2 separate regions of the Homo sapiens genome follow, and region 1 is linked to region 2. A link is a loop called in an ENCODE intact Hi-C map of the cell type or tissue named here. Cell type or tissue: mammary epithelial cell. All regions are shown on one strand. Links, peaks and the distances in the headings refer to the core of each region. The heading gives the core; the rest is flanking DNA.

Evidence for each region. Peaks named below come from ENCODE experiments on the same cell type or tissue, not always from the same donor. Only the 100,000 strongest peaks of a DNase experiment are listed, where the experiment ranks them.
Region 1: a loop joins it to region 2, with 9 times the contacts of the local background. A loop is called at or near these places in 3 of 110 quality-filtered maps.

The regions. Positions count from the first base shown.
Region 1 is chr10:49,937,902-49,944,882 of GRCh38, reverse strand. It overlaps PARG (poly(ADP-ribose) glycohydrolase), which reads left to right and starts at 2,856. Exons shown (of 18, transcript NM_003631.5): 1 at 2,856-3,374. The coding sequence starts at 3,158. TIMM23B (translocase of inner mitochondrial membrane 23 homolog B) reads right to left here and starts at 2,830. Exons shown (of 7, transcript NM_001290117.2): 1 at 2,583-2,830. The coding sequence starts at 2,688. TIMM23B-AGAP6 (TIMM23B-AGAP6 readthrough (NMD candidate)) reads right to left here and starts at 2,830. Exons shown (of 17, transcript NR_158661.1): 1 at 2,583-2,830; 2 at 1,525-1,648. RefSeq lists an enhancer at 2,946-3,015. In mammary epithelial cell, for the core only: no CTCF peak of the experiment used is centred there; a DNase peak (open chromatin) is centred at 2,852; H3K4me3 peaks cover 2,244 bases; H3K27ac peaks cover 2,350 bases.
Region 2 is chr10:49,588,821-49,597,188 of GRCh38, reverse strand. No RefSeq gene overlaps it. Among named protein-coding and RNA genes, the nearest start is that of SLC18A3, 17 kb to the left of the region's middle. RefSeq lists enhancers at 1,453-1,952, 1,953-2,454, 3,063-3,562, 3,563-4,064. In mammary epithelial cell, for the core only: CTCF peaks have their summits at 2,474 (motif pointing left), 3,960 (motif pointing left) and 5,513; a DNase peak (open chromatin) is centred at 3,968.

The sequences.
Region 1 (6,981 bases), core at 365-5,364, 350 kb before region 2:
GTCAGTTTGGGGGCTGACTCATCCTGAGACCCTCAATCCCAAACCAGGTCTTCCACTGGTGGCTCAGGCTTTTACACCAATAAGATAATCGCAGTGTCATAGATCTGATTTTTGAACTTACAGGAAGTGTAGTCCAGGCCATTTACAAAGCTAATTTCTTTCACTTTACTACAAGAATGCTTGGTGACTATATAAATTACAAAATAAGACTGAGAAAAGACTAATCAATTCCATGGGAAAAACAGTGGTTGGGTTGGGTTTTCTGACTGTGTACATGTTGTATCTAACTATTTCAAGGCAGTTCCTTCACATATTACTATTAACGATTGATTTACTGTGGCAAGGTTGAGAATCCTTGGGTCATTACCACAGGTATGTGGGTCTGTGCAAAAGAAAACACAAACTTTGAGAGGGCCAGACCTGAATTCACTAACATTGAAAACAGTAAAACCTATCATCTTTGGATCCTTCTGTATCTCAGCAGTTATTTACAAACCTATGCATCACCCATGCCTCTATCTTTTCATCAATTAGGAGTCCTGCTTGTTCTATTTTTAATACCCATTTTGAATTGTGTTACTTATCTTCTCTATTGCTACCATCCTAGTCCAACCATCATATCTCACAGCAACAATTTCCTAACTCCTTGCTTTCTCTTACCCCTTCAATTCACTGTCTACATAGCAACTACGTGATTTTTCTTAAGAAAATCGAAACTCCTTACCATAACTTACAAAATCCTACATTAGCTGTCATTCCCTACCTCTCTGATTTCACAAGCTTCAATTGATCCAACTCCCTTGTAACTACGAAGACAGACTGGCCTAAGAGCTGTTCCTTAAACATGCCAAATTTGTTTTGTTTCAGGACATTTGCACTAGCTATTTTCCTGGATACTTGCCTCCCAAGCATTTGTACTGTATTTGGGTCACAGCTCAAATGTCAACTCCCTTGAGATGTTTTCCCTAATCCGCTCTAAAATGGCATCCTGCTTCCATCACAATCTCATGACTCTGCTTTATTCCCTTTACAGCACTTATCACTAAAGGCAATGTTTTAATTTATGTTTGTTGGTTTACCTCAGTATTATGTAAGCTCTGTGAGCGCAAGGGTCCTCTTTTCAAAAAAAAAAAAAAAAAAAAAAACCCACAAAAACCACTATAGTCCTGCCCCCAGAAAAGTAGCTAGCACACTGTAAAAGCTCAGTAAATGGTGTTCATTCCCTGGTCCCCCAATTTACCTTCAAATCTTAATCAAATTAATTTAACAATATTGTCACATTAAGGAAGTGTATATGCCCTTTGTGCTCTGAAACTCAGAAATACTAAGATTAATATGAAACTGTGTTCTAAACAGGTAAAGTAGTAGCTCAGGCCTAGGAATCCCAGCATTTTGGGAGGCCGAGACAGGAGGATGGCCTGAGTTCGAGAGTTTGAGACCAGCTTGGACAACACAGGGAGACCCCATCTCCACAATAAGTCAAAAAAAAAATTTTAAAAATTAGCCAGGTGTGGTGGTACGTACCTAGATTCCCAGCTACTTAGGAGGCTTAGAGGGGAGGATTGTTTGAGCTCAGGAGTGCCAGGCTTCAGTGAACTATAATCATGCCACCGCACCCCAACATGGGTGACAGAACGAGGTCCTGACTCTAAAAACAAACAAAAAAAAAACGAAACAAAACACCATGTGTTGTAGATTCAGTTTTTTGACAAAGGTGACACCAGGGAAATGAAAGGTCTTTTATATTTTTTTGCACTAGAGTCAGTCTGAACATATTTCGTTGTTGTTGTTCCTTAGTATAAAATACCTAGAGAAATATTACAAGGATTCTCTAAAAAGAAAGTACTTTCGTAAAGGCTTTATCCACGACCAACTGCCTATCTTTAGGTCCAAGTTCTATTTATCTAGTTGAACAACCACAGTTACAAAGTACCAAAGTTCTGGAAAACATATTCACAAGACCGAGGAGAGGCAAAGGCAAGATATTTATGCCTCTGTATACCTTGATGTTGCCTATTTCCTTTCCTATAATTCTTACCTGGCTTCTTTCTTCATGTCTATATATCACCTTTAAAGTTCAGCTTACTTCCTAGCTCCTAAAGAAGGTTTCCTAGCCTGTCCCAAGTCATATTTATTTCTCACTTACATGCAATATTACTGAATATTCTGCCCTTACGGCTACTTGGAGGCTCAGAATATGTCACTGTGTACTAAAAAGTTAACTACGGGCTTGCTATTTGGAATACATTTACTCCCAAAGCTGGGCTCTACTCTTAAGGGTCAATCACACGGCCCACCACACACAAAACGTACGAGGCTTGGATATAAACCTAAGAAAACATGCATCATCTCGCGAGTCCAGGTCAATCACGGACAGCTTCCCCAGGAGATCCGTGGCCCTTTTTTAGGCCTTTCTATCTTGAAAGAGCAGCCATGCAGATACACTAACCCCACCACTGGTACTTAAGCTTGTAAACGCCAGCAAGGAAAAAAAAACCAACAACATAAAACATGGGACGCGCAACTTTAGTGTAAACGCAAGAACCAGTCAGAAATAATCGCAAGCTAGGCCCCATACTTACGCGGGACGCCAGCCAAATCCGCGTGCGAGTAACCTGCTTCGCCGGCTCCGAAAAAGCCGGCCAATACCCCTGTGGTTTTGTCGCCGCTTCCCCCGCCTCCTTCCATGGTATCGCAGCAAACCGAGTGGTTCCCGCCGCTGCCTCAAGCCTGGGTGGTCCGCTGGGCCGTTACTCCTCAATAACAGCGGGTAACCCCGCGTTGCCAGCGCCTACTTCACACGCTGACATTCCGGGCGCCGGTTCCCGTTAAGCGCCACACTTCCGCTTTGCGGCAGTGTGCGCCCCGGAAGCCGGAAGCGCCTGACGGCAGCTTTCCGGTGGTGGGAAAGTGAACGAATCCCGAATCAAAGCGGCGCATTGAGGCAGGTGGGGTGCCAGTGGAAGAGGGAAGGCAGGCGAGTGTTTACGGCCTGACTTGGGAGGCCGGCGGATCAGCAATTGCAGAAGCAGGCAGCGGCAGAGAGGGAATGGTGCAGGCAGGCGCTGAGAAGGAGGCGCAGTCCATCTCTCTCAGGGTTAGTGAATGAGGCTCTCCGCCCGGGCCGGCCCGGGGACAGTGCGCTGCTGGTCCCAGCATGAATGCGGGCCCCGGCTGTGAACCCTGCACCAAGCGACCCCGCTGGGGCGCCGCTACAACTTCGCCGGCTGCTTCGGACGCCCGGAGCTTTCCCAGCAGGCAGAGGCGCGTCCTCGACCCCAAGGACGCTCACGTGCAGTTCAGGGTCCCACCGTCCTCGCCAGCCTGCGTCCCAGGGCGGGCGGGACAGCACAGAGGCAGCGCCACCTCGCTTGGTACGTGGGAAAATAAAAATCTTTGTCCTTCGCCTCGGCCCGAACCTTCTGGTCTCAGTCTGAGGACCCAGGGGCTCCAGTCACTCCTTTCTGGTCTTGTGTGCATCGTCACTCTTGAGGTCCACTTGCTGAGCTACCAAAGCCACTAGTGGGTGAATGGGGCCGCATTTTTCCCAGTGCGATTGATGTGAGAAACTCTGATGAGCAGTCACTCACAGGGCGGAAAATGGCAGGAGACTCCACCACCTGTTTGCTTCTTCAGGTTTGATTGAGAAATTGCCTTAGTCGTCAAGGAGATCTAATTGTGTATGTAAAACAGTAGGGCGCTTCAGCCTCTAGATAGGAAGAAAACAACTTCACTTGTTCAGATTCTGGGTCCCAGGGTGCAGAGCTATTAGTTTAAGCTGGCATTGTACCCGTCCCTGGTATACAGTGTTGAACGAGAGAAACTTGGCCTCTGCCTTCATACCTTAAAATCTATCTGGAGAGATAGACGATAGCAAAAGTTAATATAATAAAAGGTAATGGATGTTCTGATAGATGAATGACAGATTGTTTTACCTAACTGAATTTATGGAATCGAAAATAGTCCTCCAGAAGATGAGATGCTTATTCTGAGGACTGTAGAATGAGTAGGAGTTAGATGAAGAGGAAGTAAGAAGTGTTTCAGGAGTGCAACCGAGGCCGGGCGCGGTGGTTTTGCCTGTAATCCCTGAGCTTTGGGAGGCTGGGGCGGGTGGATCACCTGAGGTCAGGAGCTCAAGACCAGCCTTACCAATATGGTGAAACCCCGTCTCTGCTAAAAATACAAAAAATTAGCCTAGCGTGGTGGCGGGCAACTGTAATCCCAGCTACTCGGGAGGCTGAGGCAGGTGAGGCAGGAGAATCGCTGGCATCCGGGAGGCGGAGGTTGCAGTGAGCCGAGAGGGCACCATTGCACTCCAGCCTGGGCAACAAGAGCGAAACTCCGCCTCAAACAAAACAAAACAAAACAAAACAAAAACAGGAGTGCAATTGATATATAGAGTGAACGCAAGAGAGTGTGAGAGATGAGGCTGCAGGGTGGTACAGAAAAGTCAGATCAAATTGGATATGTAGACATTGCTAAGGATTTTGAACTCTAAGGGCATTGATAAGCTACTCAAGGGTTTTTAGTAGGGGAGTGACTTGATTAGACTTATTTATTTGTTGAAAAGTCTGTGTGGCTGGTGTGTGGAAAATAAAGAATGGATTGAAAAGGAACTCAAGTGGAGCATCAAGACTCAGTTAAGGAGTTAATCTAGGTTGGAAATAATTGTAGCTTAGGCCTGGATGCTGGCAATAGGGAAGGGGATGGATTCATGAAAGAATGGGATACTTGAGAAGAAATATTTCTGTGCTGGAGAAGTAGATTGGGGAGTTCGTGGCATAAACATTATAATGGATGCTATGGGCATAGATAACATAAACATGTAGAGAAAGTAAAGGTGACCTAGGGCAGATGCCTTAGGAACACCAAAGTTTAAGAGTAGACTGAAGAGAAGCGGCTGTAGAGGTGGGAGGAAAGCCTGGCTTGTGTTGTGTCAGACAAAGGAGATCATTTCAAAAAGGATGCATTCGTTAACAGTGTAAGAGGCTGGGCAGAGCTCGGGCAGTTCTCTGGTGAAGAGTCTACACTTAGATGTCTTCATACTTAGGGGCAGTACCAAGTAGACTTGCACTAGGCCTTGAAGGATGAGGAAGATTTGCTGTATAAATCAAGAGGAGAAAGAATTATACATGCAGAGGAAATAAGACATGCAAAAGTTGGTAAGACTGGAGCATAAGATGACAGAGGAGTGTCTGATGAGGCTGGGTGGCAGACAGGAGCTTATGAAGAAACTCAAATTCCATTTTAAGGAATTTCAACCTTATTCTGTGGTTAATGGAGAAACCACTAAAAAGCTTTTAAGCGTGGGAATACCATTTGGTTAATATTTTAGAAAAGTGGCTTTTGGACTTTTCTAACTGCAACCCACAGCATAAATTTTATCCAGTACACAGAGTAAGAAATATATGTAACCTGGCAAATAAGCCATATTTATAACTGAAATAAATGTTTCATGAAATAATACTTAACCTTACTATGTGTGATGCATTCTTATATTGTCTGTGTTATTTCATTGAAAAATGACTGGTCATTTGTAGTTTGTAGAACACTGGATAGTCAAGGCTGTAGACAGGGAGACTAGTTGCAAGAAACAAATGGCAGTTGTCTAGTAAGCGATGTGTTTAAAGGGTATGAGGAAGGGATGGATTTAAAATTTAGGATGTAGATTTCAGAGAACTTGGTATAGGGGAGAGAGAACTGAAGGTGAACTTCAGGTATACGTTCAGGTGTACTTCAGCTTCTGTGACTGGATAATTTGTGGTTTCATTAACCTTATTTGCATGTAAAGGAGGAGGAGTTAGTTGCAAATAGGGGTGAGGGCAGTCAGTCCTCACTGGTTGGATCTTAATTAAGATTTCTGCAGAAGAGGTACCAAATGAATACTTGGGGCTGTATTTCGCATGTTTAAATGTTTTCTGTATACCTGGCACAGGACACCAATTAACAGAATGTTCGAAGACTATATTTGTATCAAAAGCCCATTGTTTGAATTTTTGGGATTCCTTTAGGAACTTGGTATTTAAATTTTTATATATAATTATCTTAGGACAAGTAGGCGGGGTAGCGAAATGGATATTTATTCAGTATCTTTAAATTTTATATTCTTTATCTTCCTGGATATATTTCTTGTATTGACTGAAATCGCTAATTTTGCTGGGCATGCACCTGTAGTCCCAGCTACTTGGGAGGCTAAGGCAAGAGGATCACTTGAGCCCGGGAGTTCCCGTCCAGCCTGAGCAACATAGCGAGACCCCACTTCTGAAAAAAGAAAAAAAAAATCTGCAAACCTGCATATTGGCAGAACTCAGCATGTTATTCACATTGTGATGACGCAGGTTTATCCAGATGTGTTGCTATAGACTTTTTGTGAAAGTGGAATGTTCCTTTGACATGCAGGTGAATTTTATTGCGTTTTGTGCCTTTTGGCTGTATCTATAGCTATTAATTGAATGACTTGCTGATTAAAATATACTGGGTACTGAATAATGTTGCTGATGAGAGTAAATGTAAATGGTGTGAAGTCAAAGTTGGAGAATTACTGATCTCAGTGGAAAAAAAAAAGACTGGGTGGAAATGTCGGGAGATAACATATTGAGTGCTTTGTGAGGCTGAACACAATATTTTCTCTAATTTTTGCTTTGTAATTGATCCACATAACCCTTAGAAGTAGGTGTTGTTAGCTTCATTTTCTGGGTGAGGAAATAAAGGCTTAACGAAGTGAAGCAACTGGACCAAGGTGGTACTAGTAAGTGACTGAACAAAGATCTCAATCCAAGACTATCTGACTCTAGATCTTGTATCTTTTCATCACTTCTTATTGCCACTCTTTTTGCCTTGCTGTGACTATTTCTAGTTAAAATTCCTAGGAAACCTGGAAAGCATAATTTTATGCTTACTTCAGGAGTAAGAGGGATAAAGCTCTGACACAGTCCTGTGGTGTGCTGGGAAGGAAACCTTAGGAAGCCAGAAACAGTGATA
Region 2 (8,368 bases), core at 1,735-6,734:
CAGAGACAGACCCTGTCTCTGAAAAACAAAAAGCAACACAACAAAACAAAGAAACACAGAAAAGGAGATCCAGGATCCAGGAAAGCACAGAGGTGGAGGGCACATTTGAGGAAGTGGGGAATAGAGATGGGTGGCTGCCCACAGCAGCAGGAGCAGGAGGGAGTGGGCTGGGCTGGCTGCATGCAACTTTGAGAGGGGAACCTGGACGGCGCTGGAGGGGCACCTACTGTTGTTAGGACCCCACATCTGTAGAACCACAGAAGATGAGGTGCTGAGAAACCTTTTTCTCTGAAATCTTAGACAGCCAGACACTGGGCTGCTTGGAATCCTAAGTGAGAATGGGACCTCCCAGTAGTCTCTGGAGGACCCAAGTCAGGGGCTCACTGTGGCTCAGAGAAACAGCCTCCATTTCCAACCCGGCTGCAGAACTCCAGGTAAGGGACCTCAGACACAATCTGCCACATTGATCTTAACTTTGTAGCTTCCAGGGGCACAGGAGCCAAGGTCCATCTCTCAGCAGAGCCCTTCCCTACAGCCCTGTTTTATGTAAATCTGTCCCTGTGCTCCACCCTTCCCCCATCCTGTAGTCGCCTGTTACTCCTCTTGGGGGATGCCCCATGCTCCCGGGTGTGCACTGTGCAGTCTCTCTCATTGCACCAAGGTAACAAACCTGACTGTGTTGGGCTCTAATGGTGCCTCCCTGGGAGTCCTTATTAGATGTGCTTTGCTCTCCCTGGTTGACAGGAACACCCCACTATGGATGCAGTCTCAAAACCCTTTCACAACTGCCATTGCACTGGTGAAGTCAATACGATGAGTAGCTCCCTTTTACAGATGGAGAAGAGGCTCCTAGATCTCTTGTAAGTGGTGCTGGAGTCAAGCTGCAAAGCCCAGGAGACTCGCAGGTGCCAGCTGCAACAGGCCACAGCAGGAGGGACCTGGGCCTGGGTCCCCTCTGCTACAGTTGAGTAGAACAGAAGTGGCGGGCTGTAGCCAGGGCTTCACACCCACATACATGTTTCCAGCTTCTCTTGAAAAACAAGAAAGTCTGGTGACTCTAGGCCCCATACTAGCCCGGTAACTGCCCCGCTGATCCCTTTAGACCCAGCACACACCCTCCCGTTTCTCACGGGCCCCATCCAGCTACTGCACTGGTTTCTGTGATTCTCCTGCATCCTATAGCCATTTGAGTTTGTAATCTATGCTCCACAATGTTTCTGACAAAATGGGAGGCCCTTTCTGCTCCTAAACTGCGAGGCACAGGAAACTCACTGCTTCCTGAGGGAAGGGAAGGATGTCCATGTACGGGGGCCCTACCATGTGTGACTCGCTGTGCTGGGCATTTACATGCTTGCTCGTTTAGTGAACTGTGAGAAATGTAGGTTTGGCTTCATTTCAAAGATTTGCAAACTGAGGCCTCAATAGCAATGGAGTCTCGGTGACGTTTGGTGACTTGGATGAACCCTGCAGGAAGTGATGGACTGAGACTGGGCCAGATCTGTTCTCCTCCACAGACCATGCTCTGTCAGCTGCTGTATCCAGACTTCTGTTCTAAGGCTTTGGGGGTCATGTCATCATCTCTTCACCTCCCTCCAGGCACCCCAGGTGGAACACCCTCATGGGGTGTGACTGAGGGTATCACTCGGCCTTTTGTGGGAGGAACGAGGACAGAGCTGGTGGAGTAGGAGGGCCCGGTTTGGGTTTTTCCTCTAATTTATCAGCTGGGGACCCATGGAAAGAGAGCTCTGTGGTGCATAACGTTTGACCTCCAGTTCCGGGGCTGGGAGGAGCCAACAGCCAGAAATGCAAACCCCATTCCCCAGGGTAGATTATAGGGTCTCTTCCCAAGAGGAGACACAAGACCAACAGAAAACCAGCAGCTCCAGGGAATCAGTGTGAGAAGCAAGAGGCAGGAAAGGAGGAGACAGGTGGAGACGGCGGCCACAGTGCTCAGGCCAGCAGGACAGCTGGGGCAAGGGTGGCCAGCCTCAGGGCTATTCTTGCAGACACAGGGCTCAGACCACCCCCGTCCCTGTTTCAGACTGGACTCAAGGTTGACTGCAGCAGGCACCTGAGTCTCACAGAGAGCTGCCTGCATTTTGTTTCTTTCAAAAAAAGCAGTTTAGTGGCTAGGCAGAAACTGTTTGGTAAAATAAACACATAATCGACTCCTCGAGTAGCACCTGCTAATGTTGGAGAAAATAGCCCTGTGCTTGGCTGCAGGGTTTAACTGCTCTTGGGGTAAACCTGAGTGTGCACCAGAATCACCTGGAGAGCTTCTCAAAATGCAGATTGCTGGGCCTCATTCCTAGCAGTTACTGATTCAGTGGGTTAGGGATTTGCCTTTCTAACACGTTCGCAGCAGCGTGTTGTTTGTCCTTGCCTGGGATGATTCTACACTTTCCGGTACTAGTGGGAAGACCACACTTCCAGAACCTTGGCTGGGCTGATTCCATCACTGGTGTTTGCTGCCACCATCTGGTCACTCCTGAGAATGATGTGCTCTTTCTCGGGTTTGCCTCAATTTCGTTCATTCATCTGGTTGTTCATTTTAATTTTTATTTCACTGAAAGTATCTTCACTGGGATAAATTACCTTTCTTATAGGTCTCTCAATGAAGATTTGATTTATCCATTGGGCCTTAAAACTTCTTGTCAAATTTTGCCAATGTAACTCCTGCCTCTGCAAGTTTTCTTTATGAACTATTACTTTATCCATGGTTTAGTCAATTAAAAATTTTATCTGTGATTATTTACCTATTGTATTTTGTACTGATTATTTATTTTTTCTTCTTTTTTTTTTTGATATGGAGTCTCACTCTGTTGCCCAGCCTGGAGTACAGTGGCGTGATCTCAGCTTACTGTAGCCTGCTGTAAGCCACTGGGCTAGAGGTTGCTTGTGTGCAGGATGACTGTGGGGCAGCTGACAATACAGCCCCCTGCTCCCTGTTGGTCCTTGGAGATAAGGCAGAGAGCACTGTCACTCGCTGAGTGCCTGGGCCCTCATCTCAGACCGGCTGCTGTCCAGATCCTGGCCATGCCACTCAGAGTGATGTGACTTGGGTGTGGTGGGATAGACACTTGAATGTGGGAAATGCAGGTTGTTCTTTGAGCACCCAGGAAGTAGCAACTCCTCCAGTGTGGGAGAATCAGGGAAGGTTTCCCAAGGAACTATGGCTAAGCCGAATATCCCCAGAAAAGTAGAATAACCCCGCATGTTCTCGAGGGGAGAGTAGAGAACAGCTACAAAGGCAGAGAAGCAATCCCCTAACAGCTGGGCAGTGGTAGGGAGGGTCACCCATACAATATAGTGTAGACTCCCTTTTGGGTCCCCAAATGGATCTAAGAGTAAATCAGAGTTCAGTGGACATGGAGAGGGTAGTGATTTTCCAGGAGGAGGGACAGCCCATATGAAAGGAGTCTGCCGGTTCAAGACCCATGCGGAGTTGAGCAGGGCTGGGTGTGATGATGCAAGGGGTGGAGGGGAGGCTGGGCTGAGCTGAGGCCTGTGCGTCCACCACACCACGCTGGCTCTCGGCCTCAGCTGGAGCTCATCACACTGAGCCATGGAGCGGGGCATTGCACACAGAGGGGCAAGCTTGAAATGAGGTTGAGTTGGCACCTAGGCTGACTGTATTAGAGACTTTAACTTGCTTCTTGTGTTTCTTGAGTCTTTTCCACCTTGCTTGAAATAGCCATAGTGCAGCCATCCCTCCACTGACTCCTTTACCCATTTATCTGTCTGACCATCTGTCCTCCTTCCGTCGATTTCTCTACTGGGTGATGGGAACACAGAGGAAAATGGGCCATGGCCCTTCTGTCCAGATTCCAGACCCAACAGCCTTTCCTCATGTGTCTGGATGTAGAGCCACTCACCCTACTCTGTCTCGTCCATGAAATCCTGTTCACCTTTCAAGGTTCCCCTTTCAATGAATCCCTCCTCTGTGAAGCTCCCCCTGGTGGTGCCAGGCAGAATCAGCACCTCCCTACACTGCTGCCTGGGACACAGTTCCTTGAATGAACGGATAGATGAGCCAGGAGTGGTCACTTCCTGGTTATTTCACTGCATTGATCCATTCATTTGCTGTTGAGTCAAGGAAAGGTGAAAAAAGAAACAAAAAGGGGGTCTTGGCAGCAGCTCTCTCGTTCTGCAACTCAGAGCTGAGACCAGATGCCAGCCTGACAGATGCTCGGAGCATCCCTACCTGCCTCACCCCACCCCAACAGGCTGTGGGAACCTTGAGAGGTGCATAACTCTGGGGAGGCACTGGTCGCGGAGTCTGGAAGACTGGTGCTGTCTGCCCCGCCATGTCTTTCTCTCCAGTGCACATCCTGTCTCCACCCTCTCACATCTGCCTCTACTACCTGTCTTGCATTCTACAGCAATGAGCAGAAATTGTAGCCACTACTCAGGCATGCAGGAAATAGAAATCCTTTTTATTCTAATTCCAACCCCCACTCTGATGAAGTGCAAGAATCCTAATCTTGGCCAACACAGGACCTTCTCTCTTCCCTTATAGCTGAGGCTGGAATTTGGAGAAGAGAGGGCTTCTGCTTCTTGGTATCATTTGTCTGTGCATGTCATGGAGTGGGGAGGGTGGCATCCTTCATCCCTGTTGTGTGACCTCATGACCTCTTAGGGTCTGGCTGGCTACCTTCCTGCCCCTTCTGGGCTGATTTTGGCTCTCAGGAATTCTTCTGTTGAGAGATTGCCTAAGATTCCCTCTGCTTAGACGTCCAATGCAACCCTTCCTTCCTTCCTCCCTCCCTCCCTCCCTCCCTCTCTCCCTCTTTCCCTCTCTCTTTCTTTCTCTCTTTTTTTTCTTTCCTTCCTTCCTTCTTTCCTTTCTTTTTTTTTTTGACAGGGTCTCACTCTGTCACCCAGGCTTGAGTGCAGTGGTGCAATCTTGGCTCACTGCAACTTCTGCCTCCCGAGTTCAAGCAATTCTCATACCTCAGCCTCCCGAGTAACTAGAACTACAGGCGCGCACCACCATGCCTGGCTAATTTTTGTATTTTTAGTAGTGACGCCATTTTGCCATGTTGGCCAGGCTGGTCTCGAACTCCTAACCTCAAGTGATCTGCCTGCCTCGGCCTCCCAAAGTGCTGGGATTACAGGCATGAGCCACGATGCCCAGCCTGATGTGATCATTTCTCTTGAGAACACCCCTGCTACATCTCCAGAGTCTTACCTGGATACAGGCTTAGCTTGCCTCTGCTCAGAGACCCAACACACTTACCTGTATTCTTATGTTTCCCTCAGTCTCAGCCTGCGAGCAACTTGCAGGACCCCCTCTTTGGGATCTGCTCAAATCTACTCTCTCGTTGTTCCCCCCAACTCCTCTTTTTCCTGTTAGCCTTGGTAATGGGGTCCTGATTGATGGGAGGCTGGTGGTGAAGTAAGGAGAGGTGGTGGAATCCTTATTCTTATCCACCATGTTTTTCTTGTCCATGAAATCCTATTCGTCTGTCAAGGATTATCTTTCAGTGAGTCCCTCCCCTGTGAAGCTCCACCTGATGGTGGCAGGCAGAATCTAAGGGCCTTCTTAGGCTTTGAGACTCAAAGCCTGAAAAATGTCCCTTTTTGTAATCTACCTTCTTTTGTGGGGTCATGAGCACCCAGTGGGGAAGGACTGGGTGGGGTGAGGCAGGAACAGTCAGGAATGAATGTTATCCTCCTCACTGCCTCGCAGCAGCCCAACTTCCTAGACCCCACAGGTTCCCATCTGTATCATGCAGTGCCTGCTCAAACCCATGGCTGTTACTATGAGCTTGCACCAACTGGTGCTATTCCACTTCTGGAACTATATGGGACTTCTAGTTCCAGAAGTGGAATAGCACCAGTTGATGCAAAAGTAATAGATATATAATATATATCTTACTTTTCTGTAATATATAATATATATCTTACTTTTCTGTAATATATATAATATATAACAGAATATATATTACAGAAATTAATATATATAATATATATTACAGAAAAAAATGAGAAAGGAATCAAAGAGGTACACTCCAAAAAATAAACTAAACAGAAGAAACATGTAGAAACATGTAAAAACATGCAGTGTAAAACATGCAGAAAAAATGGTAAAATGGCTGAAATAAGTCCTTTCTTATCAGTAATAACTTTAAATGTAAATTTATTAAACTCTCCAATCAAAAGGCAGAGATTGGCAGAATGAATTAAGAAAACAATCCAACTGAAGGCTGTATATGGAAAACTCACTTTAGATCAAAAGACACAAGTGAGTTGAACATGGGAAGATAGAGAAAGATATTCTATGCAAATAATAACCAAAACAAAGCTAGGATGGCTACACTAATATCAGAAAAAAATAGTCTTTAAGTCAAAAATCATTACAAGGGACAAAGAAAGTCATTGTGCATTGATAAAGGGGTCAATTAATCAAGAAGATATAACAATTATAAACATATGCACATTAATCAAGAGAACCCTAAATTAAATGAAGCAGACATTAACAGAATTAAAAAGCAAAATATTTCCATAATAATAGCTGGAGACTTCGAATACTTACTTTAAATAATGAATAGAAAACTATAATTAAATAGAGGACTTCAGCAACACTAAAGATCTAACTAGACTTAACATACATCTACAGAACACTCTACCCAACAACAGAAGAATACACATTCTTTTCAAGTGCACTTGACTGCGCTCCAGAATAGAACATGTTAGGTAATAAAGCAACTCAATAAGTTAAAAAGCTTGAAATCATACAAAATATCTTCTTTGACCACAATGGAATAAAACTAAAAATCAATAGCAGAAGGAAAACTGAAAAGTTTATAAATATGTGTAAACTAAACAACACACTCTTAACCAATAGATACCTCCAAAGTATGAGGAATAGAAAATACTTAGAGATGGATGAAAACATCAACACAACATACTAAAATGTAGGGGATACAGCAAAAACAGCACTCAGAGAGAGCTCAGCAACTTAACTGTAATATATTAAATAACTAGAAAAATCAGAGCAAACCAAACCCAAAGCTCACAGAAGGAATGAAATAATAAATATAGAGCAGAGACAAATGAAATAGAGACTAGAAACACAATAGAGAGAATCAACACAACAAAAAACTGATTATTTGAAAAGAGCAACAAAATTGACAAACCTTTAGCTAGACTAAGAAAATAAAAAGGAAAAGATGCAAATAACTAAAATCAGTAACGAAAATGGATACATTACTACTGCTTTACAGAAGTAAAAAGGATTATAACAGAATACTATGAATAATTGTGCACCTATAAATTAGATAACCCATATGAAAGGGACACATACTGATATGGTTTGGCTCTGTGTCCCCACCCAAATCTCATGTTGAATTGTAATCCTGATTGTTGGAGGTGGGGCCTGGTGGGATCATGAGGGTGGCTTCTAATGGTTTAGCGCCATCCCCTTAGTGCCGCCTCGTGATACAGTTCTCACAAGATCTGCTTGTTTGAAAGTGTGTAGCACTTCCCCCATTGCTCTCTCCTTCCTGCCAGCCATGTGAATATGCGCCTGCTTCCCCTTTGCCTCTTCCATGATTGTAAGTTTCCTGAGGCCTCCCAAGAAACAGAAGCCTGTACAGACCTGCAGAACAGTGAGCCAATTAAACATCTTTTTCTTTATATAAATTACCCAGTCTAAGGTATGTCTTTATAGCAGTGTGAGAATGGACTAATATGCATACAAATTACCAAAAGTGACTCAAGATGACCTCATAACAACAGCCTATTTTCACTATCAGTGTCGATCTCACCTAATCCTATACCTTTAAACACTATCTAAATGCTGTGATTCCTGATTTTTTTCTGCAGACTGACTGTCTCTTGAACTCCAACACATGTATATTCAGCTTTCTATTCAACAGCTACACTATGATAGCTTATAACATTTCAAATTTAAATGTCCAAAACTAATATCCTGATTTCATCACACTGCACCAAAACTATCTTATCCCGACTAATGCAACTCTCCACACAGCAAAAGAGTAGATCTTTTAGAAAATATATAATCAAATTTTAAACAAATATCTTATTTTATTTTTTGAGAGGGATTCTCACTCTGTCACCCAGGCTGGAGTGCAATGGCATGATCTCGGCTCACTGCAACCTCTGCCTCCCAGGTTCAAGTGATTCTCCTGCCTCAGCCTCCCAAGTAGCTGGAATTACAGGTGCCCACCACCACACCCAGCTAATTTTTGTATTTTTAGTAAAGACAGGGTTTCACCATGTTGGTCAGGCTGATCTCGAACTCCTGACCTCAGGTGATCCACCTGCCTCGGCCTCCCAAAGTTCTGGGATTACAGGTGTGAGCCACCGAGCCCAGCCAGATAGATATTTTATTGAGGTGCAA